Linked DNA regions of Homo sapiens: region 2 is linked to region 1. The links are chromatin contacts, found by POLR2A ChIA-PET in ENCODE. All regions are on one chromosome and are shown on one strand. Each heading gives the region's core, a stretch centred on a gene start or an enhancer-like site at or near the end of the contact. The rest is flanking DNA. Distances are from core to core; before and after follow the strand shown.

Region 1 (2,906 bases), core at 324-2,823:
GCCCGCCTTGGCCTCCCAAAGTGCTAGGATTATAGATGTGAGCCACCGCGCCCAGCCCTAATTTTTGTATTTTCAGTAGAGACGCGGTTTCACCATGTTGGCCAGGCTGGTCTTGAGCTCCTGACCTCAGGTGATCCACCTGCCTTGGCCTCCCAAAGTGATGGGATTACAGGCATGAACCACTGCGGCCAGCCTAATTTTTTATTTTTTTAGAGATGGGGTTGACTCTACATTGCAATCTAGGGGTAGAGATATTTCCTAGGATATGTAAAGTTTTAAGCAAGTTAGTGTTATTTGTAACCAGATAGACTATATTTTCACTTTGCTAATACAATGCATAATAGCAGAATGAGACAGTTATTTAGTTGCTGCCTTCCTCCAGAGTTCAAAATCCATGGAAAAGAGCTGCCAGTGCCTTAGACCTGCCCTCCTCACCACTTCACTCCTCTGTTACACGGACAGGACTGACAACTGCCATTCTCACCCAGTGTCAGCCACTTCGCCCGGCCCTCTGTGGCCTTCCCTGAGTATAGAGGAAATGCTGACTGGAGCCAGGTGATAATGGAAGTATACCCCACCTGGCTTCTTTCTTTCAGTGAGAGAACTTCCTGTCATTGGGATGACACGAGAACATTTTACGCTTTGCTTTTTGTGAAATTAGCATACCCACTTAATTCAGATTGATGATCATTTCAGAGATGTGTATTGCTAGGGTTCCAGACACATGAGTGCAATAACAATAATAAATGGCAAACGTATTTACTAGTATTGGTTTTATCTTAAACGGGGAGGGAGTAGAGAAAACTAATTTGCTTAAAGTATTTTAAGTAGATCCACTCTAAGAATGATGGATCTTCCCAAAACCCAACTTGAATTTCAGCTGAAGGATTTCTTTATATAAACATGTTCTCCCTTGCATGCTAATCAGGAGTTCATTTTTCTAAGCATGATCCTGCAGCCACTCCTTAGTTTAACCTTGAGCTACACTCAAGTCAAAGCTCATGAGAAGAGGGAGCCAGGCGTGCATTTTGGACTTGAGAATAGGTGGTTGGAAAACAACTGCAAGTAAAAGTGCATTGTGGGATCTTACAACCGGTTACAGGCCTGGCCCCGACAGACCAAGAGCTCTTTAAAGCAAAACTTGAAAAAGCAGATCACTCAAGTAACAGCCCTTTCCGCCCCATGCCTCCCCCATCCCCTTAGAAGCAAGGCGGGGCCTGCTGACTCACAGAGATAAGGTCGAGCTCTATTGTTCCAGTATTCTCGGGATCCAGCTGCTTAAATATCTCTGTGGAGGGAGAAAAAGAGGGTGTCACAAGTGAGTGAGCTGAAACAGATCACATTATCCTCTTTTCAGTTCAGCAACTGACTTCACTGACCACCATACATGCTTTCTTCCTCACCCTCAAATTAGTAAAGAGGGAATTTCATTCTCAACTCCTGGAAGACATGTCTCTAGTTTAGATGATTTCACCGAGGTGAAAGGCAGGCCACTTTAATACCAAGAGAACTGAAATGAGTCATTCCCCAAATATCCACTTACTGAATAGCGTTTCCAGCCGAACCAAACACCGAACAAAATTATCAAAATCGATGATGAGCTGGTCATCTGCAAACCGAGCAACGATGACTTGGTGGAGTTGACAGGGCATCTTGAAACCTGAAGTTACATGAACAAACAAACTCATTGCTAAGCATTAGATTGTTCCATTTAGCTGCGCTCACAGGCTATGAAACTAATGTGGTGATTTAAATGAGGTATAATTGCTTTTGTCCCTTGGCTGCTCTTCTGTGAGACTGGTTTGATTTTGCAAAGCCAGTACCTTCTGCTGTTTCTTTTGTTTTTGAACTGTCCACCTTCACCCTGCCTGTGTCCTTTGCTGACACATAAGTGTTTTCTTGCCTGTTTCTGTTCTCATGGTCACAGTTGCTTCATGTTGTTAACCATGCTGCTGCTGTTTGATTTTTTGTTTAGCTCTCAATCGTCTTGAAGATCAGATTCTTCCTGGATATATGTGAGCAGAAGCTTTCCTGGTAAACTCATAGTAGTTCTCTCTCCTTCCAGAGTAAAATAATTTTTATTGAGCCTATGGCCACCTAGCATCAAGACTGCATGTCCCAGCTTCCTTGCAGTCAACAGAGGCCTTGTGATCAGAGTCTGGCTGGTGGGATGTGTGACCGGAAATGGCCTGTGTGCCCTTAAAGGCAAGGGGCCCTTCTTCTGTCAACCTGTTGGTGGCATGTGTTTGTGGTGGCAGGCTGTCCCAGGTCCCTTGGATGAGGGTGACCCTTGAAGGTCCGGTGGGCATCATGGATGGGGGGAGGCTGGGGGAAGCGTGATCAGATAGTGACATGGTAGGATAGTAGGAGGCACCGTCCTAGCCGTGGACTGCTGGAGCTGGGATTGCTATACGACAGAAAGACATACCTCGTATAAACCAATGTTGTGTGGGGTCTCTGCAGCAGCATTATATTCCAGCAAATAGAATGAACAGCCTCATGCTGACACATTTGTTCCCAAAGCCCAGCAGTCTCCTGCTTTGCTGGTCTACCACTCGCTTGTGTCCTTTTATTGATATCCAATTCTGCTAGGGTCTTACCCTAAGGGCTGAGCTGAGACATTTGATTTCTGCCTAACCAACCCTGCACCAGAAAGGAAGCACCTGGAGGAGGCTGTTGAGACCTGGCTTTGCCTGCTTACTGTGCCAGGCGGCTCCAAAGGAAACTTGGATTCAAGAAGGCACAGAGGGCAGAGCATCCTACTGCATTTAATTTTACCAATTAGTCTTTGAAAGGGGAATGAAAAGGAGGTGTCTGTATTAAACCAGCACCTACTTTATTTTATAGCTTTACCAAATCTTGTGTTATATGGTATAAGATGAGTGTTCACATATTCTACAGACAGA
Region 2 (3,161 bases), core at 526-3,025, 490 kb before region 1:
TGTGACGGTTAGATCTTTGAGTAACTCGAAAACATCAGACCTTGGGATCCATTCAGCCTGAGATTGAGTCTCATTTCTTCCTTTATCTAGTGATGAGAACTTGGACAAATAATCCCTCTAAGCCTCACTTTCCTCATTTAGACTGGATAATAATAGGATTGCTGGGGAGGTCCACTGATGAGAACACATTTTGCACAGTGTCTGCATATAGTGACGCCTCAGAAAATTATCATTGTTATCTCCTTTGCATGGGGAAATGTATTATTTTTATGTGGAAGAAAATGGGTATTTTTCCTTTGTATTGAGAGCTGATGGAACCAGATTTATGTCTTTTTAGACAGGGGCAAGTGTCCGAGTGGTGAATCAGCTACTTACAGAGATGGATGGTCTGGAAGCACGCCAGCAGGTTTTTATTATGGCAGCCACTAACAGGCCAGGTAAGAAATAAAAATATTGTAACACAGATGAATCTAAAAACTTACAGCATTTCCGTAGAAGAGATTCAGATAATTAAAAATAAAAGTAAAAACTAGTAGCATTTATAAACAATATAATTCACATGCATCCTAGGAAAGGAAGATTAAATTTGGGCAATCCATTTTTGGTTCTGTGAAAGGAAACTTCATAGTTGAAATAAAGGCTTAGAAAGCTTTTGCATAAGCTATAGTAAAAAGTATAGTATTACTGCTTGGATCCCATGAGATTGCTTTTCTGTGTCGGTGCTTAGAAAGCTCTTTTTGGCTGAGAACAGTTGCAGCATACACTTTTTTTTTTTTTTTTTTTTGAGACAGAATCTCGCTCTGTCACCCAGGCTGGCATGCAGTGGCATGACCTTGGCTCACTGCAACCTCTGCCTCCTGAGTTCAAGTGATTCTCCTGCCTCAGCCTCCTGAGTAGCTGGGATTACAGGTGCTGCCACCATGCCCGGCTATTTTTTGTATTTTTAGTAGAGATGGGGTTTCGCCATGTTGGCCAGGCTGGTCTTGAACTCCTGACCTCAGGTGATCTGCCCACCTCGGCCTCCCAAAGTGCTAGGATTACAGACGTGAGCCACTGCACCCGACCAGCATACACTTTTGACCACAAAAGTATTTTCAGAATTTGTGTTTTGTGGTTTCTCTCTAGCTTATAGGAAACAAAAACGAGACTCTTCACTCTAGTAGAAGTTAAAGATAGATTTTTAGGATTTTATGCTGGAGCCATGCCCCTATATCTGCCCTGAATAATTACTGAAAATTGTTTTCAAGGTTAAGCATTCTTTGAGGGATTCAGAAAAGGGCTCAAGACTACAGAAGTGCAGAAGATGGCTCGGAGTTACAACTCTAATCACATGCTTGATCTTTCTGGTGATCAGTCCCCTGCCCGAAGCTATCTGTGGGGCCACTATGCGTCACCACATTAGCTCAACAAAGATATTCCTGGCACTCAGGAAATTGCAAGGATTTTTGAAGATCTATGCCAGGAAAGGTGGGCAAAGACCAGTTATATTCTGTATTATACCATAGTAACCTTGGGACTATATTACTTTATCTTGCTGACCATCATTTTGGCACTTTTTAAATGAAGATGATAATACTTAATTGGCAGGATTGCCACAAAAGTTAAATGATGTTGGTAATGTATCTGCCACAGTGGTGTTAAACAGCACGTAGCTATTTAGTAATTGTTATCATGTTCATAAGCAGTTTGGTAATAGTAGTGGGAACAGTCATTAGGTCATAAAATCACAGAGTCATCCTAGAAGAAAGTCCCTCAGAGTTGAACAGAATCACATCGTCCCTTTCATAAGCAGATACAGATCTTTTCTCACATATTTCAAGAAGATGCTTGTCTTAGTCTGTTTTGTTTTGCTGTAACAGAATACCTGAAACTGGGTAATTTGTGTTAAAAAGAAAAGAGATTCAGTTCTTCTAGTTCAGGAAGCTGGGAAGGTCAAGGCTGAGTGGCCTGCATCTGTCAAGGGCCTTCTTGCTGCATCACCCCAAGGCGAAAGGGTAGAAGAGCACAAGAGCATGCATGAGAGAGCAAAAGGAAAGTGGCCTGGACAGGAAGAAACCATGGTCCCATGAGTAAAGGTGGACAAATAAAGTTTAATTAATTTTACCCTATCTTTGGACATTTATCTCAACTGCCTGAGCTAAACAACTGTTTTCTTCAGCCTACCAAAAAGCATTTTGTATAGCAAAAGATTAGTTTCACTGGAGGAAGTCTGGAGAAGAAAGAAGCAGAGAGAGGGGGGATCCTGGGGAGTAGGAAATGAGGGCCCTGTTTCTCTCAAAAAAGCCTCATTGAAGAAATACATTGATCCAGTTTTTTCCAGTATATGATCATCCTTTTTAAAGTGAGGAGCATAAATTAGTAAGGATGGGCTTAATATCTGTTAGTGGTGAGACAGAAAATGCTAAAATTATTATCTGTTTAATTGTTTGTACTATCTGGTTTTGATGTATGACTTGTCATATGTGCAGTATATTAATAACATCATACAGAAACATAGTTAACAAATGAGTAGACATTAAAAAAGAAAGAAAGTGGCCAAGCTGGGCATGGTGGCTTATGCCTGTAATCCTAGCACTTTACGAGGTTGAGACAGGAGGATCGCTTGAGCTTGGGAGTTTAAGACCAGCCTGGGCAACATAGTGAGACCTTGTCTCTATTATTTAAAAAATAGTGAGAGTGGCGAAACATATCCTTTTATCAAGAGTCCACTCCTGTAATAACTTACCCACTCTCTTGAAACCAGCATCATTCATGAGGGCAGAGCCCTCATGACCTAATCACCTTTTAAAGGTCCCACATCTCAACACTGTTTTATTGGGGATTAAGTTTCCAACACGTGAAATTTGGGGAATACGTTCAAACCACAGCATCAATCTTTCGTTTCCTGTAATAACCTATTCTATCGTTAACAGCCCGCACCATATTTTAAGTTTGTTTATTTTATTTTATTATTTATTTATTTATTTTGAGACAGAGTCTTGGTCTACTGCCCAGGCTGGAGTGCAGTGGTGTGATCTCAGCTCCTTGCAACCTCTGCCTCCTGGGTTCAAAGATTTCTTCTCCCTCAGCCTCCCAAGTAGCTGGGACTACAGGCACGTGCCACTACGCCTAGCTAATTTTTGTATTTTTAGTAGAGACAGGGTTTCACCATGCTGGCCAGC

Evidence for each region. ChIA-PET counts read pairs that join two places held with the same protein, here RNA polymerase II (POLR2A).
Region 2: POLR2A ChIA-PET joins it to region 1 with 11 read pairs in RWPE1. The contact joins two enhancer-like sites. POLR2A ChIA-PET finds 5 or more read pairs at or near these places in 3 of 52 experiments (Caco-2, RWPE1 and naive thymus-derived CD4-positive, alpha-beta T cell).

The regions. Positions count from the first base shown.
Region 1 is chr1:223,770,563-223,773,468 of GRCh38, reverse strand. It overlaps CAPN2 (calpain 2), which reads right to left. Exons shown (of 21, transcript NM_001748.5): 19 at 1,544-1,660; 20 at 1,230-1,288. It overlaps LOC105373041 (a long non-coding RNA gene), which reads left to right. Exons shown (of 2, transcript XR_949167.3): 2 at 383-758. Among named protein-coding and RNA genes, the nearest start is that of CAPN2, 59 kb to the right of the region's middle. RefSeq lists an enhancer at 569-1,224. Within about 2 kb of position 1,573, at least 8 of the 41 ENCODE cell types and tissues checked have a DNase peak (open chromatin) inside an H3K27ac peak, as active enhancers do.
Region 2 is chr1:224,265,310-224,268,470 of GRCh38, reverse strand. It overlaps NVL (nuclear VCP like), which reads left to right. Exons shown (of 23, transcript NM_002533.4): 18 at 338-437. Among named protein-coding and RNA genes, the nearest start is that of MIR320B2, 9.8 kb to the right of the region's middle. Within about 2 kb of position 1,775, at least 2 of the 41 ENCODE cell types and tissues checked have a DNase peak (open chromatin) inside an H3K27ac peak, as active enhancers do.